3 separate regions of the Homo sapiens genome follow, and all the other regions are linked to region 1. A link is a loop called in an ENCODE intact Hi-C map of the cell type or tissue named here. Cell type or tissue: endothelial cell of umbilical vein. All regions are shown on one strand. Links, peaks and the distances in the headings refer to the core of each region. The heading gives the core; the rest is flanking DNA. Region 1 has its middle 6.2 kb from the start of MLIP-AS1. Region 2 holds the start of MLIP-IT1 (MLIP intronic transcript 1). Region 3 holds the start of MLIP (muscular LMNA interacting protein).

Region 1 (10,554 bases), core at 2,288-7,287:
CCTCTATCTCTTTGCCTTGAAAATGTACGCCCAACCAATATATCAGTTTCTAAATGATAGTACAGCATATCTGCCTTATAGACTTGTAGAATTTACTTTTTTGTTGTTGATACTGTTGTTAAAACCATTCAGGTTCAACTACGGAGCTTTAAGCTTGAATTTACTACAGTGGAAGTAGAAGGTAAGTCAATTTCCACATATCTTTCTCTTACCTTCTTTTCCTCCTTCTATCTCTCTCTATCTTCCTCTAGATATTTGGTTTCTACCCCCAACTAATTGTGAATTACAACAATTGTCTTTGAGCCAATATCTGATATCTGATATTTGTTTGAGGGTCCAATGTCACTAACAATTTTTTGTATGATGTATGGAAAAGAGAGCTGTTTCTTCTCATCTAGAACAACATGGCTTCAATTCCTAGTCAAATTATTTGGTGCTTATATGAAATGTTACTTTCTCAAGGAGGATTTTATTAGCCTTTTGACTTGAATTAAATGGTCTGTGTTTACCTCCCTTTTATAACACTAATCACATAGCTACTTGTTTAAAGACTGCCTTTCCTGTTAGAATGTAAGCTTCATAAAGTAGGCAGATGGCCATAAGGCCATAGAGCACATCAGTGCTGGTTAGATAAAGGCTACCCTTTCTCCAGACAGATGCAACCCTGTGCCATAGTGCACAGCTTATCAAGTGGAATGCTGCCTGCATTTCAGTTCCCACTCAAGTCCTTGGCAGTAAACATGCACAACCACATGCAATGTCCAAAATGCAGAGATCACCTCTTTATTTTTACCACTGTAACCCCAGTATCTAACACAAAGTCTGACACCTGGAAGATGATTAATAATTATTTATCAAACTGAATTTTGATACTTGAAAGGGAAGTAAAGACCCAATTATAAACACAGCATTTCCATTCATTTGCCCAATTAGTTATCCTACATGTTTTTTTTCTATTCCCCCTAAAATATACACATACACACACATATAATGTCTCTACACAAAATACAGAGTATATTTTTCTAAGCCTGTGATCCAAAATTATTTGCCTAATTTGACCTCTAGAAAGTCCGACTACTATAACTTAGCTTTCTGTTTAAAGTTTCAGGGGTAAAGTGGAAGAAAATATGCAAGTCAACATGGTGTATTATTACAGGTCAGATTTTCTTCTCCTGTTAAATACTATCAATACATTTGTTGAACCTTTAGTCTCTATTTTTGCCTCTCTGTCTCAAACAGTTTGTAAAGGTCTCTTGCATTTCTTCAGTAAAACAGGAGCTCTATTTAATGGCAGAAATGTCATACTGCATCTTGGAATTCTTAAAGCAAAACATTTTACTACATTCAGAAAAAAAATTAATCCAATGTTTAAAAAGAAAAAGAAAATTAATTCCCAACAATCAGTTATCTCAAATGGAAAAAACTGCCTTAAAAAAATTAGTGGACTTGCCATGACTGGACGTGATCTAGCAGAAATCGATTAGTATTTGTCATGGATGTTGCAAAGAGATTTCTGCAGAAGGAGAAAAGTTTGAGAAGGTCTATATTCTCAGCATTTCTAAGAATGCAGGTTCTGCTACAACAAAAAGCAACTACTATTCCCCCTGAATGCAAATATGCAAGCATTTTATAAGTTTATTAACCCTTACAGACAAAAGAATGTAACAAAATTTCTAGCAAGATAGTTTGTTGTGAATTTACTGTAATAGTTAAGAATATTCTGAGACAAGTTTGGTTTATTTTTGTATCCTGGGGCAGTAGTCGTATGCAGTTGTAACTACTGAACTTAGAAACCTTCCAAAGTTCACATTGCATAATTATAGTCCCAACCTCCCATCTACCCAGTGTAGCAGCCATATGGAATTGTTATGTGTTGTGTGCTAGAACCAGAGTTTTGTGGATAAATGCCATCTCTGGTGCCAACTAGCTGTGCATGTCTTTGGGCAAGTCATTTAATTTCTCAGTGCTTTGTCTCTTGATCTGAAAAACTGGGATAGAAGTAATACCAAAGTCACCTGGGCTATTGTGAGGAGTAAATGAGTGAATACATATAAAATGCTTAGAACATGTCTGACAAAGGTAAGCATTCAATAAATGTTAACCCTATGCCTTTAAGCAATTTTCTTTTCTTTTCTGTGACTTACTTTTCTCATTTATAAAGCAAAAATAACCCTACTACCTTAGAACATTGTACAAATCATGGTAGAGATGTAAAAAATGCTTTGGAATATTTTAACTTCTATGCAAATACCAAAAGTGAATTAAACTAATATTATGAACTACTAAGAAAATTCTTTTCTTTCTTCCTTCAATTGAAAATACTTTTTAAACCTTCTTCTTCACTCCATAAGAGAAATGTTTCACTAAAAAGAGCTAGGAATTGTACATCGATGTGGATAATAGCTGTGGAAATAAAGGCATTCTTGCTGGCAAGCTTCTAGAGATGGGTTTTAGCATTTTTCTGCATATAGAAGATTGGGGATTTTTCAGTATCACAGAGAAAACTAAAAACACACGACACGAAAATATAAAAGTATTCTCTCAGAAGTAGAAGAGGTCTCTCACTCCTGGGTCTCCTACTGTTTACTTCTGCAAGTATTCCCTAGTGCATCAATTCATAGAGCAATCTATCACAGGTACAGGGAGCAGAATGACCTCCAACAAAGGGAGAAAGCAACATCTTCCCAAAAATGAGGAAGGGAAGCTAAAACAGATTAGCAAAAGCCTTTATGAATTGCTCCCAAAGGTCTGCTTGACCTTTCACGTTCAAGCCTCTGTACAGCGTGTCCTATTTCAGCTTTTCATGAAATCTTTCAATTCCTCAAACTTGGTCAACTTAGAGCCAAAACTGAAAGATGAAAAGGCAAAGTCATGCACTTAGGTCAAGAAAAGGACTACCTAGGTGCATGATGGATGAGTTTTAGTTCAAATAATTCACGTAAACAAAGCTGATGGGTAGGATGCTTGTAGACATGACATGTCCACAGTATGATGACTCTAACAAAATAATTTAACCAAATATTTTTAAAATTAAGATGTCATTTTAAAATTTAAAAGTGGCATATGGTTGTCGTAGAGAAGTTTTAAAATATTAAAAAAATATATAAATATGTAAAGTGCAACAACCATTTACCTGGTAATAACTCACAGATAACCCACATCAAATTAGACCTTAGATTCTAAGCTTCATGAAAGCAGGAATTGCCACATAAGGGTAAGCAAAAGAGACATGATCTCTGCCCTCAAGGAGTTTAGCAGGCACTCCTCCTTCAGGTCTTTACTGAAATGTCACCTTCTCGGCAGTCCCTGATCACCTTATTATAAATGTCCTTCCAATATTCCCCATTTAATTTTTCTCCATGCTACTGATCACCTTTGAATATAGAATATATATTTTAATAATCATATTTATTATGTGTTCCATGTTTGTTATATTTTTGTTTATTTTATTGTCTCTTTCCCCTCACTCAAATGTTGATTTGCCATGATATTCCCAGAGTTTAAACAGTGCCTGAAAAATATAAGGCAACTAATATTTGTTGACTAAATTAATGAATGAACAGGGACTGAATGAAAACACACTTCAATGTAGTTTTTTCTGAATAATTAACTATGTGCCCAATAAGAGAGGACTAGGTAAATAGTTTATGATACTTCCATAAAATAAGATATTTTGAAAATATAGATTTCTACATTTACTAGCATGTAAAATTTCTACCATAAGTCTGTTAGATTTTTGAAAACCACATTATGAAAACATATATGATATAACCTCATTTTCAATATATATACACATATTTGTATGCTTATATTGATAAATAATCCCTGCTGTGTGCCCGGGATCATGTTACACATTGGGGACACATAGAAGGAAAAAGTGTACTCAGGAAACAGACATATAAAAAAGATAGTGATGAGGCCGGGTGCGGTGGCTCACGCCAGTAGTCCCAACACTTTGGGAGGCCGAGACAGGCGGATCACGAGGTCAGGAGATCAAGACCATCCTGCTAACACAGTGAAACCCCGTCTCTACTAAAAATACAAAAAAATAGCTGGGCGTGGTGGCGGGCGCCTGTAGTCCCAGCTACTCGGGAGGCTGAGGCAGGAGAATGGCGTGAACCCAGGAGGCGGAGCTTGTAGTGAGCCGAGATCAAGCCAGTGCACTCCAGCCTGGGCGACAGAGCGAGACTCCGTCTCAAAAAAAAAAAAAAGATAGTGATGAAACAATGTGATAAGCACTGTAACTAATATACTTATGTGAATTACTTCTGCGTTAGGAGAGGTCTGGCTCCTTGAGAAAATGGGTAGGAAAGGGTGGGAACAATTACCTCGTTAGAGAAAAGATGCTTTATACAAGCACACTGACTTTAACGGGAAGCTGCCAGAGAAAATGTTATCTTGCACATGATAATGCAACGTTCTACTTACCATTCAAAAGCAAAGCATGATTTCTATATTATTCATGATCACAATGAGATCTTGCAAGTGAAATATTGACTATTATTGCTTTGATATCTTTAATCTAGCCCTGAATATGGATAGGAACAGAGTGAAAATTCAGTGAATTGCAAAAATGTATGTTTCTGCTTTCAGTTCACATTCCATTACAGGATGCTATATCCGATACAGTACTGAATCTCAAGGAGACCCGTCATTTTTTTTTTTTTTTTTTGCCTTTTTTTCCCCACTGTCCTTAATACACGAAAGAAAGTAGAGACTTCGAAACTCAATCTGACACAATCCACCCTGTTTGTCATCGGTACAATGTGTCATTTGCAAGTTCATACAGTGTCTTCCATCTATTACAGGGTGTGGAGCAGCTAAGAATAGCTGCAGAACTTGACTCTAAGCTGCTTGCCGGGAAGCACTAAACTTACTGCATGACTCAGTGTGGGATGTAAATTCTTGTGAGAGCGCTGATAAGAAAAGGAGTCTTTCAGCAAGAGAGCCTTTTTAATGGGTTGCTAAGAACTTTCACCACTTTGGTGTTTTTGTGAAAAAAAAGCAAACTTGTACATATGCCACATTCCTGAGCACCAGTGAGTGGCACATAGGTACATTTCTCCCTTGTGGCTCAGATGGCAAATTTGGATGGTTTCCATTAAAGAAAATCTAAACTCTGAATTATGCTTTGCTCATAAACAGCACCACAGGCTTAGATAGTAGAGCCAAGGTTTAAACAGCCTGAGAGTACTTGTCCATGCTTCATTTAAAGTCATTCCTGCATTATTTATTATATTAGCCACTAGTGCACTTGTATCAGTCAGACATCTCAGAATCTCCCACCTGGATTCAATTCTCAAATAGACACTTAAAAATCTGGAAATAAAATAAAAATTGTAACAAGGAAATTTTATTCAGCTAGGCACTGTGCTAAGCTCTTTACATGCATTTTCTAATTTAATTTGCACAACAACTCTACAAGGTATATTAGATTAATATGACTAAATTAAGTTCAGTTACTTGCCCACAGTCACAAAGCTAGTAATCATGATAGCATTCTGCAATTTGGCATTACTTTCTTTCATTTTAATTTCACAACCACCTGCTATGGTAAATCAAGAAATTAATATCATGTCACTTGAACTTTATAATGAGATTTTGCACAAGTCCCTGCCTATGTAAGTAAGACTATTAATTTAAACTTTATATTGCATTTTCCCAGAATGAGAAGTAGGAGAAAAAAGATAATTTCTCTAAACCATGAAAGAAAAGACATCATAAATGCTATTCATTTTCATATGAAGTTTAAAGGTAGAAAAATATAAATATCATCTCTTTAACATCCCAAAATTATGGTTCTGAGCATATTCTTTTACCTTGTGAAATAGCTGACATTTTGACTGTTTTGAACTACAAAATGGGAATTCCACATGGTTCAACCCAGTACAAAACATAGTGGTGCTTAAGGTATGGGTATCAGAGCCAGGAATACCTAGGATCAAGTCCTGCTATTGCCATTTTCTAGTTCTGTGTTCCCAGCACACTATCACTGCTCTTAGTCTTAGGTCCTTTCATTATAAAATGGGGCTAATATAAGTGCTCACTTTTGTGAGAAGATGATGCACAAAGCACTTAGCAGTCAACAATGCTCTGAAATGACCACCATATTTTTTATTCATTTACTTTCAGACTGAGCCAACAATTTCCCCAATCCACATATCTCCCTCTTACAATACCTCAAAGTAGACCAGCATATTAATATGAGACCTCATTCACCACTATTCCTTTATCCTCTGAAATAAACCTCAGATTCACTTTAGAAACCAATAGAGATTCAGCTCTGCACTCCAATTTATTCCCTCATTCTAGAATTTTATATTTATAATTTGTCACAATGTTTTCTCATATTTCTATCTTGGACTATCACTCTCCCCTTTTCAATAAGTAGTATAATTTTTTCCTTATAATTTATCTCCAAAAAAACAGTGAAAGAAGAGCATTCTTGAATGTGTGCTAAAACTAATTATTATAACTCAGGGATTGTTAGGACACTATATAAACAATTGTGACAATGTGTGTCCATTTTTATGTGGATAATTATGAACCATTTCAGTTATTTTGTGTAAAAGAAAAATAGATCTCTACCTGTGTCTTTTCAAACTTTAGCTAAAAACAAAAATGCTAATTCTCTAAAATCAGTGTTATTAAACATAATCTAAACCTTTCCTTTCCTTACCAGAATTGCAGAAACAATTCAGGCTTTCTCAGTAGATGGTTGAACAACAGGTAGACGAACTTAAAAGTTTCCTTCTGCTCTAGGAGTGCCATGATTTTCATAGGAGTTTAATGTGCTTTCCTGATGCCATTGGTCCTGGTCCAATTTATCATAGTTGTCCTATAGCCATCCAGGTAGATGTTCATCTGAGCCTAAGAGGATCATATATTTCTTCTCTGGGACCCAGTAATTGAGCAAAGGGCTACACCTGTGATCTAAACTAGGCAAGTCAGCGTTCTCACCCATAATTTTCTAGCTTAACGCTGTTACCATTATCTTTTCTATCATAATCCATGAGCCTGACTAAGAGTGAGGCCAACACAGAGAAGTCAGAAGAGAGAAAGCAGAGCAGCAGTAAGATGGAGAAAATCAGACACTGATTACATCATTTTAGCTTCTGAATTCAGCACTGCCTGAAGTCCATATACCCTTGGTCTTCCAGTTATACCAAGCAATAAATTCCCATTTTTAAAAGGCAATTTGAATTGTATTTGTTACCAGCAAACAACAAAAGGAAACATGTAAAATGCTTGCCATAATGCCAGTCCGTACTAAGTGTTCTAAACTTTATTTATATAGCCCAAAAACTGTGTCTTCAAAAATTATAAACTTTATGGTTAGATAAGACCATCAAGATCTTCCATTCCTGTTCCCTCATTTTCTAGAGAAACTGAGACCCAGAGAGGATAAAGTGTTCCTCACAATCAAATTGCTCTTTATTTGCACATCTGGGATCAGAATCCCAGATTTTCTTTTTCCTATGTGTCATAGTCCCCTAAAATTGTCTACAATATAGAGACTATCAGGATTAATTAAGGTCTGGGAGGGACACTGAAAGTCTCAAACACAGGTAAAGAGGAAAAAGCAGTCTCCTTTAGGCTGAGTTTGGGAGTTTTGTACGTTTGGGTTTTGGTACATTTTTCAGACAACATTAAAGTAATAATCAGTAAATTTGAGTTTTCCACTGATGTTACAACTACCCATTCCCTGCCTTTGTATTGAAAGGAAAAATAAAAGAAAAAATTAATATTTGAAGTGGCATATTTAAATTAAATTAAACAATTTAATTCAAAGAATGCATTGATTCTAAGCACTCAAAAAGCACTCTACAATGTATTATAAACAAAACAAAGATGACTAAAACATACTTGCTGCAGGATAGTTCTTCAAATATTATATTTATACTAATACTTATATATTTATAATATACAAATATTTATACTAGTAGACTGCTCGAGGTCCAACAAGGAGGTTGAGAGTGGGGAGAAGGGAAAGTGGAGCAAGAAACACAAAAGAGATGGAAACAAATACCTCCTGAAGGACTTGGGGAGACCTTCTTGAAAAAGTGCCTTGAGCTAGTTTTATTGTTGGGTTGGATTTCAAAAGCCTGCATTGGAAACGTCTGTAGGACAAAGACATTCCAGATGCAGTAAACAGCATGAGGACAGAAAGTTCAGAGTATGTTTTGTAAACACAGATGGACCTGTGAGTTCATGTGAAAGATAAGCGTATAAAAATAGTTAGTGTTAGGTGAAGAATATCAGGAGAAGAACTTCCCATCTTTAATAGCCTTTCAGAATTCTCAAAACCTCAGAGTGTAGGGGAATAATACCATGATGCCCATACAGCTTGCCAGAATACAAAAACTGCACTCATTTCTCTATTTTAACCAGCTGGGGCAAAACAACATTCTCTTCCACGATTTTATGTTTCATCATTAAAAACGTTGAATTTAGCTATAAAGATATGCAATCAAACAATGATTATATTAGGAAAAATGGAAATCAAAAACAAAAAAACTCAAATTATAAACAATCTAAATGTCTAGCAGCAGACTGTCAAATAAGGATAATATCCAAACCATAAAATACTATCCAGACAAATTAACATTGTGAAGAATATTTAATGAGAACAATAATGTTCAAATGTGCTGTGACCCAAAAAAGAGTACTAAACACTATATGCAGAATGAATTCATGGTGTGCAAATGTGTATATCTGTACATGTACATGTATGTGTTTGTATAAAGCAAGAAGATAATATACTAAGGCATTAGTCATGGTTATTGGCAGATGGTAAGGTAAAAAATACTATATGTGTTTTCATTTTCTTTCCATTGATTATTTGTGCTTTAAGCCTTTATTACAGAAATATGTATTACTTTTATAAAGTAAAAATAATATGTATGTGTATATACTTAGGTATATACAAGGCTTAATCCTTTACATGAGGGGAAGTGAATTTAAATAGACACTAGAGCTTCAGATGTTTACTTTAAAAGAAAATGAATAAATCAATGAATGGATGTTCTTTTTTTCTGTAACAAGAGCTCCCATGTGAAAAACCCTCTCTACCCACTTTGCAATGTATCAAATCATGTAATCAAACTTAAATTTGTTGTTTAATTCTGAGACAATTATTAAACTGTCACCAACATTTCAACCAGAGTACGTACAATGTTGCACTTTAGTATAATAAAGTTTTACACAATATATTTTTAGATAACCCAAAGAAAGGGATTAAACTCTTTAATTTCCTTTGGATATTACTTCACAGTGACATTCCAAAACTATTTAATGATTACTTCATTGAAAACACAATTTACATTAGATTATTAATTATATGCAAGATGTAAATTATGGAAGAGCTCAATTTATATATTGTGAATAATGCTTTAAAGATAAGACTTAGAATTGGAGATTGGGGGTAAGTAGTGGTGTTTAGCTGAGCATACAGAGCCCATCTTGTAGGGTAAGAAAGCATCTCTACATAATAAAGCTGTATCTTAATTATGCCTGACCCTCTCACTACAAGTAAATAGGGTGTTTCCCAATTTGCTTCCTTTCACCTAACATTTATCTTTGTGGGTGATGAAGGAGTACTATTGATTGTAAAACAAGTACCATCAGCATCAATCTAGCATTTGTGTCAGTATTTCTGCAGCTTCATAACGAACCAGCAATAAGTGACACCAAGACTTACTCATGACACTAGAGCACTGACCCAGCAGAAGTGTGAGCAAGCAAGTAGGTTCACATTTACAAAAAGATTATGCAGCTATGCTTCTTCTTTTCTGTTCTTTATATAAAGCAGATGCTTTCAGCCATTACTGTATGTTGGAAGGCCTGAGGAGTATTGTTTAAATATTGATAACAGGGCCCCACCCACAGAGATTAGCTTTACACTGATCTTTTGTGGGCTTTAGGTATTTGCTGAAAATCCTCAGAGGATTCTAGTTCATTAGCCAAGGTCAAGAGCCCTGGTTCAGTGTTAGGTTTATGTATATCCACATTTAAGACATTAATGTCTTATTCTTTCTTTAAAACAAATCTTGTTTGTAACATTACTACATAGACTTTCAAGGAAAGTCTAAAAGTAGCCAGATGACCCAGGACATCAGCATTTTTATCTCAAGTGTGCCACCAACTCTCTCTATCTCTGACTTCTTCTCAAGACCAGCCTTGAGTACTGAGTCCTAATTTTGAGGAGTAGGTTGCAAACACCAAAAATTCAACTCTTACTTAGAAATTTCAGCAAGGGGGATATTATCTAAAACTCAGCCAATACAAGACTCCTCCCCATTCTACACTTTCCATCACTAAAACCTGTCACCAGTCCATTCCCAGCCTCCTACCCACAGATACTTCAAACATAATAATGTCACCAGAGGCTCAGGCCAGAGCCTTCATCTGTGCCCTATGGAACCACTCTGCTCTTCAGGGGAAACATATATTTAACCTATGCCTTGAACATTCGTTTTAGCTCCTCCCCAATAACTGATGGCTGCCCCTTCCCTCAATGGCTTTGTTTCCCATAAACATCTTTCGAATAGAGTA
Region 2 (10,554 bases), core at 3,624-8,623, 53 kb after region 1:
CATATTATAGGCAAATAAAATTATCAAATTTCCCAAAAGTAAGAAAAACAAAATCAGTGAAGCACTGTAATTCTACGTCCATGAATAATCTATGCTTCTTACTTGCTATAAATGGTGTGTCAGCAGGAGCTCTTGATAAAATATCTATTGTTTTTTAAAAATACATCAATCATTATGTACACTATAATATTCTAGTAGTAATACATGCTCACTAGAGATATTTCCAAAAACACCCAAAAGTAAAGCCATCTTATATAGTAATACTTGATTGCAGGAACAGAAACTGACTTGAGAATAAATAATAATAACACTGTATATTATAAGCCAGGCTTCATGAAGGCTACAACCAGAAACTGGAAAGTCATCATTAACCAGTTCCTCTGTTAGATCTCATGAACTCTTGTCTTTTTCTTTCTTTGTATATCTGCTTTTGTCTTATTTTCCTGAAAATCTGCTTTCTTTGTGCAAGTGGGAGAAGATGCCCGCACCTCCAGTCCAAAATGTTCATGTCTCTCAATCCAAGGCATGCATACAAACTGACTTGTTTTCTCTGAATTTCCAAGTCTAATTCCCAGAAGAAAAGATCCAGTTTGCCCACCATGAGTCAGGTGTCCATCATGATCCAATCTGCAACGGGTAGTGGGAGGTTAGAAGTGGTGGTAGGTGAGGAAGGGAGGAGGAGACCGGGCAGAGTCACATATTCTCAACACAAGGGAGTTGAGGAGGCATCATTAAAAGGGTCTACTAAAAACTGGGAAAACAAAAACAAACCAAAAATACAACTAAAAATGTTAATATTTTCCTGGATTTTATCCCAATCTGTTTTCTATTCTTACATTTAATAATATTTCCTTCTAGGCTTTTCTATATATAGTATATTTTAGTTGTGATAATGATGTATAAACTTTATACCTTAATATAAGAATTCTTCATATTACTGTAAAGTCTTGAAAAATATTTTAAATCAGCAAAGCACCAATTAGTCAATGTGCAATATTTTGTAACCATTCCCATTTCATTGGAAACTCAAATTATTTCCCATGATTTCAAATAAATCTGAGATCACCACCTTTGTGTACAGAAAGCTATTTTTCTATTTTGAATTACTTCATTAAAACTGACTTCCAGATGCTGAATTTTACCAGAGTAAAGATAACGAAAATTGTCCAAGTTCTTGATAGATACTGCTAAATTTCTTTCCGAAAGGGTTGCATGAATGTGTCTTTCACATATCCTCATCAGCATAAGACATTATTGTATTTAAAAATTTCCCATAGTTAACAATAATTTATTGTTGAAATAACTGAAAGAGTAGAATTGGAATGTTCTTAACACAAAGAAATAATAAACGTTTAAGGTGTTGGATATTGCAATTACCCTGATTTGATCATTACACAGTGTATGTTTGTATCAAAATATCACATGTACCCCATAAATAGTAAATATGTGCAACTATTATGTATCCATAAAAATTAAAGATCATCTTTTAAATTGCTATACTGGAAATTTAAGATAGAAGTAACATTTACTGGCTTTTTTTTTTTGAGACAGAGTCTCACTCTGTCACCAGGCTGGAGTGCAATGGTGCAATCTTGGCTCACTGCAAGTTCTGCCTCCTGGGCTTAAGAAATTCTCATGCCTCAGCCTCCAGAGTAGCTGGGATTACAAGTGTGTGCCCCCACACCTGGCTAATTTTTGTACTTTTAGTAGAGATGGGGTTTCGCCATGTTTGCCAGGCTGGTCTCAAACTTCTGGCCTCAGTGATCCACCCGCCTCAGCCTCCTAAAGTGCTAGGATTACAGGTATGAGACACGGTGCCAGACTTCAATGGCATTGTTAAAGCAACATGAGTATAAACATGGTTTCTTCTATGTAACTGTTGAGGCTTAATCACCACACATTGGCCAATTATCATTAAACCTCCTTTAGCAGCCAGGACTAAACGCACCATTCTTCCTTGGTACCACCCTTCATTCATCCGACAAACATTAGTTGACCACCTGTTAGCTGCCAAGCACTGTTTGAAACTTAGAAATAGAAATATATAGATATATGGTCCCTGTTCCTAAAGGTACTGTTACATGAAGGATGGCAGCCCTCATGGAAATAGACACAATAGAGAGGAATCACTGCATCCCACTCAGGGCTTCCCTGCATAGCCCTGGAACTCCCTCAGTGATACACACCCGACAGGTCCTCAGGTCAGTTCTGGTCCTTCAGAAAGTTCCAAGGAATGAGGGAGGGTAGCACTCTGAACACATTTCAACCACAAATCCCAGGCTTACCTAGCACTTCGCTTTTCCTGCTTAAATGAAAAAAGAATGGCTAAAAATGTGTTATAAGAATGGATGAGGCTGGGCGCAGTGGCTCATGCTTGTAATCCCAGCACTTTGGGAGATGGAGACAGAGGTGGGCGGATCAATTGAGGTCAGGAGTTCAAGACCACTGGCCAACATGGTGAAACCCCGCCTCTACTAAAAATACAAAATAACAGCCAGGTGTGTGTGGTGGGCACCTGTAATCCCAGCTACTTGGGAGGCTGAGGCAGGAGACTCGCTTGAACCCAGGAGGCAGAGGTTGCAGTGAACCAAGATCATGCCACTGCACTCCAGCCTGGGTGACAGAGTGAGACTCTGTCACAAAAAAAAAAAAAAAAAAAAGAATGGATGAGACGTTCCTTTGGAATTTATTCAAACATATCAAAGTTTTTTAAACCCAGCTATAACATCTGGAGCAGACAAAATCTACACTCAGTAGTAGATTCTTATGATCTCTCTTTTTCTCTCTCTCTCTCTCGCACCCTCCTTCCCTCCCTCTCACTGACTAGTTTATTAATATAAATGTTGCTCCCAATTTGAGAAGTTCATTGAGGCATAATTTAGAATTAATAAGCTCAGGCAATAGTATACAATTAATGTACTTCCCAAGTTAGGCAGGAGTTTAATGTCACCTCATAAAACCAAGTCTTTGTAATTATCGAAGTGCCAGCTGTGAACTGATCAGGAACACAATAGGAATTTTGTTAATTATCATTACCCAGAGGAAAATAATTAGTTTCTTTGTAGGGAGAATAAAAACAAATGTTGCTATTTTCATTTTAATTTCAACCACTGAAGTTGATAAAACTCAGAATTGGTCTACCAGTTTTGGTCCTCCTATTTCTAAATATTACAAACTCATTAATGCATTAGCAGATTGCATGTTAATCTTCATGTCCATAAATTAATTGGAACACTAGTCACTGGATAATTGGTACATTGTTTTTAGGGGGCATAAAATAACCGCCAAACCCCAAGGTAAAAAGGGCGACTGAAACACCTTTGGAGAGAATGATATAATCTAGCTTTCTTAAGACTTCAAAGCTTCATCAAAGTCTTCTTTAACCCATTATCTTTTCCTTTAAGCATGGCAAATTGACTTTCCTTCTCCCCTACACCTTGCAGATAAATCTCAAAATCATCAGATCAGAGTAACAGGGAGTATTTATTGGCCTAACTGAAGAACTTGGGTCCAATTGCAGCCTTCTCTTCTCTAGAGCCATCAGGCATGAGGACCCACTGTCCACTTCGGTTAGAAACCACACTGTCCATAGGGAATGCTATGTTTTGTTTGGAACACAGTATGGTACTTCTGAAATATTGAAGATAGTGCTAGGCCATTTGGGTAGCTCAAAAATGCAATAATGGCTGGGCACAGTGGCTCACACCCTTAATCTCAGTACTTTGGGAGGCTGAGGCAGGAGGATCTCTTGAGCTCAGGAGTTCAAGATGAGCCTGGGCAACATAGCAAGACCCTGTCTCTACAAAAAAAAAAAAAATTAAAAAATTAAAAAAAAAAAACTAACCAGGCATGATGGTGTGCATCTATAGTCCTGGCTACCTGGGAGGTGGAAGTAGGAATATCCCTTGAGCCCAAGGTGTCAGGGCTGCAATGAGCTATGACTGCACCACTGCAATCCAGCCTATGTGACACAGTGAGACTCTGTCTCTAAAAAAGAAAAACAAGCTAAAAGATGTTGAATGATTTATTGTTTTTAGATTTTTGGAGCTTTCAGGAAGCCTACAGATTACAAAGTGCAAGCAGACACAAGCATTAAAAAACAAGAATGTCAGGAATTCTGACCCTAGGGGCAGATAAGCAGTCACATCCTTTGCCCTAGGATGTAGAACTCAAGCCTAAACCTACAAATCTTGATTTTACAAATCCATCTCATGTCATTTTCATTCCATTAATTAAAGACATTTATGTGTCACTAAACGTCTTTCAACAGATCAGCTTTGCCGCATAGGTCCAAGTAAGAGCTTGGAAGAGAAAAGTGTTTGAGTCCAACGTCTATATTTAAGGCTTTTGGCATTTACTTACATTCTTTGGGCCTCAGTTTCCTATCAGAAAAATGCAGATAAGAATAGCAACTTTGCCACAGTACTGTTTAAGGGATGAAGTGCAAAAAATTATCACTATACATCAGTATTCTCTTTGTGGAAACTGCTATTCCTCTAATTACTCTATGTTATCAGTAGATGAACAAACCTGAACAACAAACCAATAGTCAAGTGTCCATGGAGAGAAATTATTGTTGCAATTGAGTGAAACAAGTTGGTGGTGTGATATATGTAATGACTTGCATCACTGCCATTGTGCTGCATACTAATTAGTTATAAATAATAAGCCATAGATATAAATGTCTATAATTAGTGTTGCTTTTACAGGAAAGTTCAATTTTTCATTTTTCTTTTCTCATTTTGTCCATTCTCCATATCTGTAATCAGCATCAACATCAGCAATTTTTCAAAGTACAGCTTCACTATAATCACTCACAGGAACAATCACCCACATTAAAAGATAAAGCCCCTTGCCCTTGAACCAAGATGTTCTTACTTCAATGCTAGGTGTTTCAATTCATGGTTCAACCAGGAACCTTCTCCACTGGGATTTGCAATACTAGAGGCAGTAAAACATCTGGACCATGAGGTCACTTCTTCTCCTTGGAAGGCAATGGAGGATTGTTCACAGCATAAAGAAAAAGAGGAAGCAAGTCAACATCTGTGGAGGCACTCACAGGTATTTGGCACTGCTAGATGCTTTTCAATTTTGTATCTACATCTCCTACCACCCTCATAAGATAACTATGACATTATCCCCCTCTTACATGTGAGTAAGTTATACCTAACAAATGTCAAATAACTTATCTAAGTCCCCAGCTAGAAAGGGCAGCACAAGAGTTTGAACTGAGATCTGCTCCACATAAAATCCTAGCCTGCTATATTAGCAAGTGAGTCAGAGCAAAAGCCCTGAACTCAAAAGTATGTGGGTGTGTGGCCCAGGAGGGCAGAATCCAGGGAGACGGAGCTCTGAAACCTAGGAAGTGAGAGTTTTGAAAGAGATGAAGAGGATCAAGGATTGATCAAGGAAAGGGGAGAGGGGAATTAAGTCAGTTCATGATCACTTTCACTGTAAAAGTTTTGCTCTGGGAAAGGCAATGGATGAGTTCAAGGGTGTATCAGCTGGGCTTTGGTAGTGGAAGCAGAGTCACTATGAGCATTATGGTAAATCCATAAAGCATTTACCATAGGAATTAGAGTTTACAGAATTGTGGGAAGAGCAAGGAAAGGAAAGTTCTGGGAGAGGGAGTTGGAGGATGGAAAAGTCAGGAAGCACTGACTCAGGTTGGCAAGACAATGCTTTCAGAGAGACTTGAGAAGCCAAGCACAGCCAATCTATGAAGCAGGGCTGTGAGCAGGCGCTCAGGGAGACCTCAGGAGAGCTTTTGCCTTTGGCAGCTACTGCCTCTGTGGGTCTGGAATCAAGCATCTGGTGGTGGGCCTGGGGCCACAGTGGTCAGCAGGTCCTGTACTCTGGATGATGAGAGGACCACCATGTGGAGGACAGTGAGGATAAACTGGGACCCACCAGGTACCTCTGCATCTATTCATCTTTGTATCTGGTGTGCTTCCAATAGTGTATTTCCACTAAAGTTCCTCTCCTGACTAATGCTACAGGAAACTCCACAGGAAGGGGATTCTCCTAATGTACTTCCAAGCTTAATCAAGCTGTCAATAGGCACAATTTAAGACAAAGAGTGATGCAGGAAAATCAGTTAGGAAGCTATGTTATAGAAGTCCATGCACGATGTGACCAGTAGAGAGAAAAAAAATGATTTAAGAAACAGGAAAAAAATGCAAGTGGACTTGGCAATGCACTAAACAAATATAAAGAATTTATTTTTAAGGTTAACACTAGCTAAAATTAGAACTATCACAATTGATAGATAAATTGTAATTGGCAACAATGATTTACACAAGCACACTAATAGTCCAATTCTAGCATTATCAAAGGATTTTAAACCTACATTGGGAAACTTTTGCCTCTTGCAGCACATTGAGCAGAAAAAGCCATCAATAAACTATTTTAAAATTTCATGTATGAAAATATTTTTCATACGAAATGCTATCAAAACTTTATAAAAATAAAATTTATTAGAGGTGATACATGATTTTACTCACCTACGACAGGTTTTCTTGTGAGTGTAAAAAAATTATGCCAGATTTTTAGCGGTGAAGATTCTTCCTGTGTTAGGAGGATTGAAGACCTATGACTCCAACAGCCAAAAGAGTAAGATGTGCTTGGAATGCTTGCCTTCCAGAATATTTGAAGCAATTAAGCAATTTGCTCTTATTTCCTCTAACTACTGAAAAATCAAATATCGTAAGAATCCCTGTTGACCCCCAAATCCATCCATCACAACATATTGAGGCTCCCCTAACTGACCCACAAAGTAAATAAGCCTTAAAGGATACAAAAGAAAAGGGTCTTCTCTAGCTTTCTTAGGAAACAGAAAAACCAACAGCTTTTCAGGTAAACCCCGTGTGAGCATCAAAATCTCTCTCTTCTAAGTGACACCACAGGCATAATGTAAGGATCATTGGATTGAGAGTTTAGATATCCAATGTTTCTTGTTTTGTCTCTGATACTAATTAGTTACTTTGTCTCACTGAGAATCTACTTTTTGTCATTAAAATGAGTGAACTAGGCCATATAATCTTTGTCTTTTTTTTTTTTGTTATGTAAATCTTTTTTTTTTTTTTTTTTTTTTTTTGAGACAGAGTCTCACTTTGTCACCCAGGCTGGAGTGCAGTGGCGTACTCTCAGCTCACTGCAACCTCCGCCTCCCGGGTTCAAGCAATTCTCCTACCTCAACCTCCCTAGTAGCTGGGATTACAGGCACCCACTACCACACCCAGCTAATTATTTTTGTATTTTTAGTAAAGACGGGGTTTTGCCACTAAATCTAATAGTGACCATACAGTAATAGGCTCAATAAATTCCATCCACTCTCTGAGCAAAACATAATGCAGAAAGTTCTTGAAATCTTTGTCTACTGCTAGTCTGTCTACCAGCCACATCCCTTAAAGTCTCCATATGGAATCATATTTTGGTTTAAAGTTGGACAGTTTCCTTTAGCCAATAGTACTTTCTGGTCAGACATTTTATCAAGATCCCAAGACCCCTAACCATGAGCAACATTTCCTTTCATCTGTGGGTCCTCAGTAGTTACCTGCTTTTCTTTCTGAAACACACCCTGTTTCACTTGAATGCCAGTAATAACCTCTCAGATAGATATTGGGGGTGACATTACAGACATTTTCTAATGGAAGTTTCTGAGGGCCAAGGAAATTAAATGGTCAACCAATGCCATTTGGGATGTTTGTTACTGTGAAGTCATCATGCCTCCAGACTCATAATCTTATGTTCCTTTTCTTATAATTTGCTGAAGGGATTTTTAGATTATAATGTCTATCGGGAGCAACCATTTTGAGAGTTACAAACATTGTATAAGATAATTAGAAACAAGATTCATAACACAGAGGTGTTTCATTTCTGTTCGCTGAAGCAAGCTATTGGCCATTGTGAACCCACTGACCACAGGGTCAGCTTGCATAAACGAAAACAGAATTATGTCACTGCACCTTGTCCAGAACTGTTATTGTGCAAGTTAACTAAATTTATGTAGTTCTATGTCCTGCACAGATGCGGGACTTTTCTTCTAGGTCACTTTGCAAGCCGGGGGCCCCCAGCTGGCAACTCCTTTCCAGGCCTCGCTCTGCCACACTGGCATGCCCCAGCTTGCCTGTGTCATAGCTTGTACCCCTGTTTGGTGATTCCTGAGCTCTTCTACTGCACCCAAGAAGGATGAGGATACACTGGACATTGAAGGGTGAGGAGGGCAGAGAATATTTTTATTGAGCAATGGAACAGCTCTCAGTGGAATGGTGAAGCAGTGGGTGATTACCTAATCCAAAGGCAGGAAAGTCCCCCATGTGGCTGGGTCGCAGGCTTTAAACCTTCCACTTGAAGGTGGGGTTTCACTGTGTACCCGCTCCTATCTGCCTAGGCATTTGGCTGCCTCCTGTCTCTATCAGCACTAGAGATAGCAAATATAAGCGTCTTCATCAGCCAACCAAGCACTTTTAATTAGTTAGGTGAGTATGTTGTAAAACAACAGAAAATGAAGACTGTAGTGAACCAGATACTACCTACCCTTACTCAGCTCCAGCTTACTGTTGCCATATGGGAATGCAGGCCCAGGATTTCCAGATCTTCTCATTTTTCCAGAAAAACTAGTTTCATCTGTGAAATCTCTTGATTGTGAAATGTTGGAAACTAATTCAATTTTTTATTCTGTACAGGTTAAAAAAAGAAAAAAAACAAAACAAAAATATCCCACTATCCATGCCCGTAGGTCAGAGTAGGCCAGCAGATCACCAATATACAGTTCCTACTAAATACTAGTGTTAATACAAGAAAAATATTTGACTTATTGGTTTACAAGTTGCAGAAAAGTGAAACCAAAACTAAGTTCTAAGGAATTAGCATCAGGTAAAAGTAGAAGGCTATAGCACAATTATCATGGATAGGATGAAGACCAAAGTCCTGAGTAAAGTATTTGCCTAAATTTCCACCCTTTGTGCCTATGATCCAGCCATATGCAATCACTTGTTCTTGAGTAAACCATACACTCTGTCACTTCCAGGCCTTTGCACATGCAGGTCCTCGTGTCTAGATAACTTCCATAGCTTCCTCTTGCTTTTATCAATCACCTTATCTTCATGCTCCAGATCACAGGTCAAGTCTCATCTGTTCCAGCTAATAGAGAGCAGCTCCACACCCTATCTGATGCTTCTGTAGTGCTAAGCTCTATGCTTTGTGATTCACACAGTACTATTCTTGTCTGTTTTCTTGTATTTCTTCCTGATGAATCCAGAAGCGACTTAAAGGCAAAATCCCTGTTTTATTAGCATTTGTAGTCTCAACTTCTAAAACATTGTATGGAACATAGTTAGTGAAAAATATTTCTTAAATGAATATATGTGAAATAATGTAATAAAGATATATTTTTATAACCTTTCAGATAATCAATTTGAAAGGTAAAAATATTATTTCAAGTAGAAAATGAGCAGCATTTCTATTTTCAGTTTACAGAACTTCCTGAGAATCCTTTATATTTAAAATTATAAGCAAAAGGCAGGTCCTTTCCATTTCTTCCTGACTTAAAAGTAGATATGATGGCTGGATTGATGACAGCCATGTTCTAATCACAAGGAAAAGGCTTAAAGAATTAACAGAGATGTCAGACCTGACATAGTTAAGTCATTGAGCCAACTCCACCATCCAATAATGTCTGGGATTCGTTTTCAAGAAAAATTAACTTTTTTTTTTTTAATTCTAAGCTAAGATACTTTAAAGAGAGGCAGTATCCACTCAAGGAAAAAGCATCATTCTAGAAGGAAAGATTTATTCTGGTAAAGGGAAATAAAAAATAATTATACCATATGTGAATTAATGAAGCTTCTTAGAAGAAAAGGCTGCCCTACATGAATTAAATTATTATTACTTACTATCTCTTCCAAACAAATGCACATACATATAAAGTTACTCACTAAATTGAAAGCATACTTTATTTCTGAAGAAAATAAGTAGCATTTAGAAACCAGGGTATTTGTACATAAAGCAAAGACTGGGTTATACAGCACACAAAACAAGAAGGGAAAAATCTATACAATTACATTAACCAGTTTTTTCCAGTGGAACTAATGAATGTAAACATCTCCTTGGTTTCTTTCACACCATTGCCTGTGAGGTTTTTAAAAATACACTTAAAGTGAACATTAGGACATTTTTAATATGACAATGACTTCATTTTATTAATACTGTTTCCAAGTTATACAATCCCTAACTCAAGTTTCAGTTAGTGTTTGCAAATGAAAGACAACCTAAATGGAGTTACATTTTCTTTCTTCTTTTGAAAACAACTTTGTTGAATTGTTAAACCAACTAAGGCACTGGTTTCTATTATTTTTCAACAACAGAAAAATATAAATGGCAAAAATATTAAAGTGTCTTTCTAGCAGAGTCCATAGCTGAGTAAAAAGCATTATTCAAAGAGTCTGAATAAGGGAGCACATCACCACTGGCTCCGTCTTCTGTCTCAGAGTCACCTCAGTCTTGAAATACTGAGTCAATATCCTCAGAAGCCGAAGGACGTGTCAGGATAAT
Region 3 (10,554 bases), core at 2,907-7,906, 58 kb before region 1:
ATTTAACTGCTTCCTTTCCAAATTGGATGCCTTTTATCTCTTTCTTTTGCCTAATTGCTGTGGCTAGGACTTCCAGTCCTGTGAGGAATAGAAATAGTGAGAGTGGGCCGGGCACGGTGGCTCACGCCTGTAATCCCAGCACTTTGGGAGGCTGAGGTGGGTGGCTCACAAGGTCAGGAGATCGAGACCATCCTGGCTAACACAGTGAAACCCCTTCTCTACTAAAAATACAAAAAATTAGCCAGGCGTCGTGGCGGGTGCCTGTAGTCCCAGCTACTTGGGAGGCTGAGGCAGGAGAACAGCATGAACCTGGGAGGCAGAGGTTGCAGTGAGCCTAGACCGGCCACTGTGCTCCAGCCTGGGCAACACAGCTGGACTCCATCTCAAAAAAAAAAAAAAAAAAAAAAGACAGAAATAGAGTGGCATCCTTGTCTTTTTTCCAAATCTTAGAGTAAAACCTTTCAGCTTTTCCCCATTCAATATGTTAGCTATGGATTTGCCATATAGGGCCTTTATCATGTTGAGGTACATTCTGTCTATACCTAATTTGTTGAGAGCTTTTATCATGAAGGAATGTTAAATTTTGTCAAATGCTTTTCTGCGTCTATTGAAGTAATCATACATTTTATGTCTTTAATTCAGTTAATGTGATGTATCAGATTTATGGATTTGCATATTTTGTTGAACCATCCTTGCCTCCCTGAGATAAATCCCACTTGATCTTGGTAAATAATCTTTTTAATGTGCTCTTGAATTCAGTTTACTAGCACTTTGTTGAAATTTTTGCATATATGTTCATCACGAATATTGGCCTGTAGCTTTCTTTTCTTGTTGTGTTGTTGTCTGGTTTTGGCATCAGGGTAATGCAAGTCTCATAGAATGAGGTTGGAAGTATTCCTTCCTCCTTAATATTTTTGAAATAGTTAGAGGAGAAATGTTCTTAGTTCTTCTTTAAATGTTTGGTAGGATTCAGCAGTGAAGCCATCAGGTCTGGGCCTTTCTTCAATGGAGATATTTTATTGCTGATTCAACTTTCTTATTCATGACTGTTCTGTTCAGATTTTCTGTTCTTCATAATTCATTCTCAATAGGTTGTATGTGTCCAAGAGTTTATCAATTTCTGGAAGCTTATCCAATTTTTTGGTATATAATTGTTTACAGTAGTGTTCTATGATACTTTGTATTTCTGTGGTATAAATTATAATGTCTCCGTTTTATTCTCTGATTCTATTTATTTGTCTAAAGATTTGTCAAATTTATCTTTCCAAAAACCAATTCTTTGTTTTATTGAGCAATCACTCTTGATATAATTAATTTTCATGATAAAATCAGTCCCTTCTTGTCAGAGTAACACTGCCCTGCCACCTCCATTCCCCTGTCAGAAGAAATATGACATGCCCTGGCAAGTCTCTCACTCCCTCTCCCTTCAATCCCTGCCACCCTTTTATGCCTTGAACTGCTCAGACCTTATGACCTTATGAGCACGCCTTTTAACCCAGTTCATGTCAGTGCCCATGAGAAACCCTAGGCTCTGTATCATCCCTCCATTCCTGTATGCTATGCACATTCCTAGTTCTGTTCCCATCTTGCACCCTGCTCCAACTCTCAAAACCTTTTCACTGTATACCTTCTGGAATTCAGTGAGCAATTAAAAAAATCTTACATATCTGTATCTTATTTTCAAAATACTCCCTTCACTTTCTAGTTATAACTAAAACATGGTTCTCTCTGAAGGACTCTATTTCAATGATAAATGTTTTCTCTCACACTCCTGCACCAATGGGCCTGGAAGTAAAATAGGTGTCCTCCTTGCTTATCTTTACTGCTTCCAGACTATTCTTCTCTCTTGTCTAAAAACTTCCAGCTTTGAATCTCATGTCATCAGTCTATACCCTTCACAATCTCTCTTAGCTGCAGTCATCTTTCCACACCCGTATTAAATGCTTCTTTCCTTAAAGATTCAGTTTCTGGTTCAATGCCACGCTTCTTAACCCAATGCTTTGTATAATACCCAGTATTATATCTCAATGGGTATTTTTTATAATATTGTATTTCCTTGACCTCTATTCTTCCTTGCCCCTCACATCCCTAGCCTTGCCCAATAGCTGCAAACCTTCCGTAATTTGTTTCTTCATTCTCTGACCATCACTTTTTATCGCTCCATACTATCCCCCTAGTAGTCCAACTCTAACATTTTTTAACTTCACCATGATTTAAATCTACTGATTCTTCCACAATTATTTTCCTACATTTGTCTTCTTAACCAGCTTCAAAAACCAAGTTGACCACAGTTACTCTTTTGGATACCCCTCAAATCCCTTGTCCTCCTTTATATCATCATCCTGTTTGAGTACATTACAGCCCTCACTAAGTCTAATCCCCTACCTACTCTATTTCTGAACCAGGAAGGTAAACATGCCTGGGGGAAACCACACAACCACACCTACTGATCTCACTTCATATTTACCACTCTGAGCCTCAAGAAGGCTTTTCAATGCTGCCCAACAATCGTACTATACTTCCATAGCCCATTCACTCTTCCACTGGCCTAGAAAACTCTTTCACACTTTTTCCCCTTTCTTCAAACCTCTAACATCTCTCCCACATTCTCACTTGGAGCTGATGACTTTGTTTCCTATTTCGTTAAGGTAACGGAAGCAATCAGAAAAGAATTTTCAAGGCCCCCAACACCACATTTATTCACACATCTGCATCTCTGCCCTTTTTTATGGCCTTCAGTCCTACTACTATGCTCCTAGTAAAACCAACCCTCACTGTAATACTTTGCCTTCTACTTACTTTCATTTATTCAATGAGGTATTATTAAATGCCTACTAAATGCTAGGCACTATTCTAGGGGTTGGTGCCATAACAGTGAACAAAAATCCCTACCCTCATGGAGTTTATATTCTAGTGGAGGGAAACAGACAGTAGACAAATAAATAAACAACATATGTAGTACTATTTTCATAAATGCTATGAAGACTTGCTATAAGTCTATTGCAATAACCCATAGGAGAAAAACTGGTGAGTTGAATGTAGTTTGCTGCAGTAATAGTGGTAAGAACTGTTAAGATTCTGGCTACATTTTAAAGACAAAACTTAAAATTTGTTGAAAAATTGGAAGTGGAATATGAGAGATACACAAAAATCAAGATGGGTAGACAAATTTTGAACTGAATAACTGCAAGAAATGAGATATTATTCACTGAAATGGGGAAGACAATAGTTGAAGCTGGTTTGAGAATAACGATCAAATTTTGTGTGCCCAATATACAACCAAGTGGAAATGTGAGTATGAGTCAAGTTTACAGGAAATTCTGTGCTGGGGATAAAATTACTAGGGTTGTTAACCCATAGATGATATTTAAAACCAGGAGACTAGATGAGATCAATAAAGATGTAAACACAAATAGAAAAATAAGAGGCTTAAGGCCAAACCCTACAGACTCTAACATTGAGTGATCCACCAGCTGAGGAAGAACTAGCCAAGGTGGCCTGGGCGTTTTAAGGAAGATTTTAAAAGGCTGAAACATCACTGACAGTAGTCAGAAAGAGGGCTGACCAGAAACAAAATTTCTCACAGTCTACACTGAGGAACCAGTCCAAATATAAATCCAGGAACAGTGAGGCAATTTGCTTGGCTGTTCGATAGTCTCTCAAGGAATGCTTTGCTGGTTTTGGCAGGATGTGGCAAGTATAAGGAAATTAAGGGTACTGGTGAGAGTAGAGCAAATGATTGACCATGGAGTTCAGTTTGTATAGGTAAGGAGGAAGAACCCTCAAGTTGAAGGAACTAGAGGTCTCTGTGCTCAGGAAACAGAGTTGATACTATGATGACTGTTTGAGAGAATGGATGGGGTCATAATATGATATGAGAGTTTATTAATTTAATAATTAGAAGTATGATAATTCCAGATGATTCTAAATTCCAGGCTTTGGCATTAAGACTGAGTATATGAAAGGAAGGGCACTGAGCTTGTGAAGATCAAGGAACTGTGAGACAAGAATATTGACAGGGTTTTAAAAACTTTTAATTTTCAATATTCTTTTCGCCTTTAAAGATATGTGTCATTATTTCCTCATTGTATCCATGTCAAAATACCTTATCATCAAAAAGTAATAAATCAGTGCTTTATATTGTAGGAAGGATCCCTTGTGAGATTTAAGGAGCCCACTTATCTATCAACAATACGTAATACAACAGGCCTTCTAGATGTATTATCTTCTAGGGCTGTTTCATCACATAACTAATCTCATCAATATCATGATAGAAAGGAGAGTGGTTTTGGCAAGGAAATTACTGAAGTAGTTCAAATAATCCATCCCATAATTTCATTTGAGTAAGAAATAAAGATAATCCTTTAGGAGTAAAGAGGTGAAATTGCAACTTTGTCCCCAGGTTCTGTAACTAGGCCTTCCCTTATCTTTCCATGTCATGACTATAGGTCTATCTTATGTTCCATCCAAATAAAATTTAAAAAATAATATATGAAAGTCTTCATTATAAGCACCCCATGGTTACAAAATACATATAACCATTATAAGCAGTAAGTAGCTTTACCTTCTAAAGCATATATAATGATGAAAATTTATTTCTTCAAACACCTTGCACAATTTGTATAATTCAATGCTACTTAAGTATCTAAGATACAAATACAGCTCCACAACTGGTATGTCACATGCTATGAACTTTTTAAAAGTTGACAGCTATAACTTTCAGTGAATAAAGTAGAAACAAAGTATGAATGAAAACTGATGCTTCAATGAATAAGGTATGCTTTTACAACGGTACTGCCTAAAAAATTTCTAAACATAACCACATCCTGACAATAAAGGCAACTGAAAAGAAGAAAACCTATTTCTTTCTAATTTATTGTTATATTTTCCTAAAGAAACATCCATATCCTACATAAAATTTTCTCACCAGTGTAAGGAAACAATTTTTTTTTATTTTAGTTGAACCAGTACATGATGTGATTCCAGAAAACACAGAAACAGGAAATCTAATAAAACTAAAGACTTATTCATCTTCCTGAGTTACTGTTGGAGAATAACAAGATCAGACATAAATTCCTGTCCACATACATATCTTCAGAAGAATAATCACAAAAAGGGCAATCATTTGGTATTCGCTTTTAAGCTAACAGTACAATATTAGCTCTTTTCACCACCTTTACCTAGCATCCTTAACTTACCAAGGATCTAATACTCATTCACAAGGAATTTCAGTTGGAAAAGAATTTGAAATTACACCAACTATGCAATGCAACATTCAGATAAAGAGCCACATATTAGCCAGTAGACTATTTAATCCCTTGTTTAGGAGAGAACAAAAAAATATTTGCTGTTTACTGCATACTGTGGCTAAGTTCCAATGTAGCCTAAGAATGAATTGCTATGGTGATGAAAAACCATTTTCCACACAAAGCAGCAACAGATGCATGTTAACAGCATTGCACTTGTTAATTGCCAATTAACACTTTCAGTTGTCAATGTTATTTAAATATCTTAGTTTCTATCCTTGGGAAACTAATTTAGTCATAGAAATATGAGATAAAAGGATTAAAATCTTTTTCTAAATACACTTTGAAATGCTCAAAATCTCTAAGAACGTCATCTTCTCACCGGATAGCCTAATAATTTGAGAAACTGTTTTCCCGCATGCCACGCAGGCTAACAGCTCCTTTGCTCAGTTTTGGGCTGTAATGCCTTCCTTTCTTATATTTCCCTAAAAGTTCTCTTCCTTCAGATGTTGACACCCACACTCGCAGATGGCCTCTAGCCTCCTGTTAAGGCATTACAGGGTATCTTACATTATCACTGTGCCAAGGGCAATCCTGAGCATTTTCTTTGCCCAATGAGCAGTTTTGTCTTTATCAGCTCACCCTTTTCTCTAAGTGAAGATAGCATTTCATTTCAATATACATACAAATTTATCTTCACTGGGCAGCTCTCCCTCACATCCTTGCAGCAAATACCACCAGCACCGTACACTGCTTTTAAAAGTTACTGAAAGCATTAAGCAAAGACTTCCTTTTACCTGGGGTGTGGTCTGAATGCTCCCTGATAAGATGCACGAGGTCATTTGGAAGTAATTGTTCCCGCAGTCACTCAGAAGCCCCTGTTCTGAAAGCATTGATTCATCACATAAGGGAGCGAGCAAACCAATGACTGAGGTGGGAAGGGAGCCTCATACTAAAACAACACACACACACTCACGCAGAAAGAAGAAATTCTAAAAAGAGGTAAAGCAGAGTCATTCCAAAATTGAGGAATTGTGTCAGCTCCGAAGAGTAGATTTCTGTTTTGACAATTTTTAGATTTGGAACATTATGAGAGGTCATACTAACTGCTGAAATGGAATCAGTAGAAGTGAAAAAAAGAAAAAGAAAAAGAAAAAAAGCCACTGATATGTGTTTTCCCTCTTTTCTTTTCATGCATGTATTCCAATTATATATTCTGTGAAAAGAAGAGAAAAGCCAGATTGTGCAGCAATGAGAAGCTGATTGAAGGGCGCTAGCACCTGCCAATCTCAATAATCAGTTGGTCATGCTCATAGAGAACATTTAGAGGTATAAATACATGCAAACACTGTGTCCAAATAAAGAACTAGAAAACACACAGTTATTTCAAAATATCAGTAACTTTATCCTTAGTATATAAATTGTAAGCAACAATACAGGAGCATCTGTAGTGACTGAAGTTATGTTATTAACAAAATCACCTCTAAAATAAAGCTTGGAATCAAATCCTTGTCAAAACAGAATTTCATTCCAAGGTTCCTGGAAGACAGTGAGAATCCTGACTGCAGACAAACCTTAAAACTTCATATGTGAAATTGATTGGAGTCTTCAGCTTTCAGTACTTCTATTTTCTAAGTATTGATTTTTCTCCAAATCTGTAATATCTACATTTGTGCTTTGGCAGTGAAAAGTGTTGTATCCAAAGGACTAGATATAGATCAAAGGCTATGGGAAGGAATTACTATTTTAGAAACCTAGATTATGCCTCTTCACATTTTCGATGTTATCAAAAGCCTGAGATTATGGAAACATAATGAGTAAAATAATTGCTATAAGTGATTCTATTAGCACAGTGGGAGGAACTATTCCAAACAACACAGACCTAGAATATGATCTAAATTTCTGAATATAAGTGCCGTGTTATAAAAAAAACTATGAGCCTTCTTCTATTTTACACATATTTATGGATACTCAAAAGAGAATATAAGTGCCTCTTGCCCTCAAAAAGCTAATGGTTTGAGAATATAAAACAGGTAAACAAATAACAAAGATACAAAGTGAAAAAAGAAAACAAGAAAAAGCCCTATACTGGCCAGGCGCCGTGGCTCATGCCTGTAATCCCAGCACTTTGGGAGGCCGAGGCGGGCGGACCACAAGGTCAGGAGATCGAGACCATTCTGGCTTATATGGTGAAACCCTGTCTCTACTAAAAAATACAAAAAATTAGCCGGGCGTTGTGGCGGGCAGCTGTAGTCCCAGCTAATCGGGAGGCTGAGGCAGGAGAATGGCATGAATCCGGGAGGCGGAGCTTGCAGTGAGCCAATATCGCGCCACTGCACTACAGCCTGGGCGACACAGCGAGACTCCGTCAAAAAAAAAAAGAAAAAGAAAAAACGAAAGGAAGGAAGGAAGGAAGGAAGGAAGGAAGGAAGGAAGGAAGGAAGGAAGAAAGAAAGAAAGAAAAAGAAAGAAAGAAAAGAAAGCCCTATACTGCAGTTCTTCTTAAACTACTGCACACATAAATCCCCTGGGGAGCTTGTTAAAATGCACTTTCTAAGTGTGGAGATCTGAGATGTGGCCTCAGATTCTGCATTTCCAAGAAGCTCCTAGTAGATGCCCTGGGAGCCACACCCCAGATCTGCTGCTGGTGTGTTACACTTTGAGTAGCAAAGACAGAGGAATTTCAGAGAACGATGTTACAGCCACCTGGAGGGCAGTAATTCAAGATGGTGGCATTTGGGCTGCACTTAGAAGAACGGGGAAAGGGAAACTATGAAGGTGGGATGGAATAGCAAGTATTTCAAGCAAAGAGAGAGGGCTGGATTGAAGGCACCTATCGGGACAGCAAGAGCAGTAAGTCATAAAGCACAGGACCCTGGAGCCACATCATCCACTGGCTGTGGGCCCTCAGACAAGTTACTGAACTTTTTAAAGGCTCAGTCCTCTCACCTGTGAAATGTGGATGAGAATAGCTCTCATTTCACAGAGTTCTTGTGAGGATTACAATTAAATTCAGCATGTAAGATTTCCACAGATTCTTAGCTCTGTGCCAGGCAGATTCTTAATACACGTTACTCCTGTGGGTATTGTTGTTTTCTAGTTTTATAAATAACATAAATGAGAATAAAGGCAAGTAAGACAAAAAAAAGTAGGTTAAATGTAGGTCATCAAAGATCTTGAATTAAGATGTTTTAGCTTTATTCAGTGAAGAACAGAAATGGAAATATTCATATATATATGAATATATATGTATGTAAATATATATGTATTTATTGATACTACCCTTTGGTGTTTTGATTTATATATATAAAGACATATATATATATGAAGACATAAAATTATATATATAAATCAAAACACCAAAGGGTAGTATCAATACATCTTAGAGATCACTCTTATCGCAAAGTTCTAGTGTGGTTCTCCAAGAAGAAGTGACAGTCCAGATTTTTGTCAGTGGTCAATCAGTTTATTCCAGGTGGATTCAAACGCTATGAAACTCTTCTTCTATGTCTCATTCTGTCCTTTCCTCTCTGATCTTTTCTTTCTCTCATTCTCTCCCACAAACAGAAAGCAATATTTATGCAAGTTGGCATAATCAAATTTAGAAGAGAAAATACTTCAGCCCCTACTCTTCCCTGCTCAGATTCTTTCTTGAGTCATTTTACAACATGAAAACCAATTTATTATTTTGACATTTTTCTCTGTGTCTTATTGGTAACTTTCCTCTAACCATTTTCTTTCCCTTGTTTTATTAACTAATAATTGCTGTTATAGACTATTTCTTATAATACTAGAAGTCATAATTTTCACTTAAAAACACATAAATGGTCATGCATTATAACAGCATGCTTCAGCCATCTGGATAGTAACTACATATAGCTTCAAAGAGCACATGTATTTTGGATAATTTCTATAGAAACCATTCTGTATTTAAATAGAAAGTGATGGCACCTGGTCAAAAAATGGGTCCTAGTCTTGGATGACAAAAGAGCATATAAATTACCTGAGTGGAGAGGAGAAGAGAATCTATCCTCTAATTACAACAACTTTTCTATAGACAAAAAGTCATCTATGGTCTGCCCAAGACCCTTAAGCATTTTATAATCACAAACTTTTAATGATCTCTCTCCCACTAACAAACACAAACTGCTCTGTTGAATAATCTTTTTTTTGTTTTCACAGGAAAACAAAGTTTGTCAAAGCTTGCAATAGATGAATACAATCCAAAATTCTCTTTAAAATCTGGCATTATTGATGATAGCTGAAGCAGGCATCCGTCACCCTTATTACTAAACGGATATTACTGCAATACCTTTCAGCTGAAAGACTCTTAAGATATTGCTTTTAAAAAAATAATACAGAACAAATAATCCTCTTCCTGACATGGGAAACAAATTTGAGAAAAAAGAAATAGATTAGTCCACAAGTTTGCCAAGAAACATGTAAGTGATTAAACAGATCCAGCTGCCAAGGCTATTCAGACATCCATTTGTCTGTTTTTATGCCTCAGGCTTGATAACAGAAGGTACCAGAAGTCCCATTTATTTATCTTAATAAACATCTATTGAGTGCCAGTCACGATTCTAAGCTCTGAAGACATAAAATAATAAAGGCTTGGAACCTGTTCTCAGCATGGCTTATAGTCTCATTAAAGAGACACCTTCACTCGTGACGGGAGCAGTGAATGAAGTCAGAGGAGGATGACAAGTCACGTGCTGAACACAGACTGCATGGGCAATGCATGTCAGGTTGTTTTCGGGGAGATTTCACTCTTAGCTCCTGCACTCCTAGGTCCTATTTCTGGCAAACACTGGGACACTTCTGCTCAGCCCTTTTTCCTCTAAAAATGGGAATCATTAGGTGTTCGTATCCGTGTCTCTCAGGTAATGGGTGATTCCAGAGATCCTAATCAGGACTAACCCGATTCACAGGCTCAGAATTGAGTGTGCAATATTTAAAGTGAATCCTGACATCTCATCAACAATATGTGAAATTCCATTACAGTCTAAATTTGGCCTCATCTGTATTGGACACAGACTTCTACTTCTGTTATTACTGCTTATAGTAGTATACCGCTATAACTTATAAGTAATATACTGCTATAGGTATATAGTTATACTGCTTACTCTTCTCCTTGGAGTATGTCCTCCTAGTTTAAAAAGATATCAGTAGTCCTTAATTAAAGTAAACCAAAAGCTTCAAAGTACTGTTTGACCTAACAAGATATTCAGAAAAAATGAATAAGCCCTATACAGGGTAGAATTTGAAAGAGGCACAGAGACAATGATAAGAAACATTTATCCATTAG

The links. A loop is a pair of places that touch in the nucleus more often than their neighbours do. Peaks named below come from ENCODE experiments on the same cell type or tissue, not always from the same donor. Only the 100,000 strongest peaks of a DNase experiment are listed, where the experiment ranks them.
Region 2: it touches region 1 in a loop (4-fold over the local background); 7 of 110 quality-filtered maps call a loop at or near these places.
Region 3: it touches region 1 in a loop (6-fold over the local background); 2 of 110 quality-filtered maps call a loop at or near these places.

The regions. Positions count from the first base shown.
Region 1 is chr6:54,048,549-54,059,102 of GRCh38, reverse strand. It overlaps a transcript of MLIP not described here. Among named protein-coding and RNA genes, the nearest start is that of MLIP-AS1, 6.2 kb to the right of the region's middle. In endothelial cell of umbilical vein, for the core only: no CTCF peak of the experiment used is centred there; a DNase peak (open chromatin) is centred at 4,882; H3K4me3 peaks cover 298 bases.
Region 2 is chr6:53,997,044-54,007,597 of GRCh38, reverse strand. MLIP-IT1 (MLIP intronic transcript 1) reads right to left here and starts at 8,708. Exons shown (of 4, transcript NR_046832.1): 1 at 8,539-8,708; 2 at 6,504-6,688; 3 at 4,879-4,984; 4 at 446-627. LOC101927189 (a long non-coding RNA gene) reads right to left here. Exons shown (of 4, transcript NR_125842.1): 4 at 9,931-10,554. In endothelial cell of umbilical vein, for the core only: no CTCF peak of the experiment used is centred there; no DNase peak of the experiment used is centred there.
Region 3 is chr6:54,107,065-54,117,618 of GRCh38, reverse strand. MLIP (muscular LMNA interacting protein) reads right to left here and starts at 6,176. Exons shown (of 14, transcript NM_001281747.2): 1 at 6,044-6,176. The coding sequence starts at 6,139. In endothelial cell of umbilical vein, for the core only: no CTCF peak of the experiment used is centred there; DNase peaks (open chromatin) are centred at 5,128 and 6,028; H3K27ac peaks cover 3,999 bases.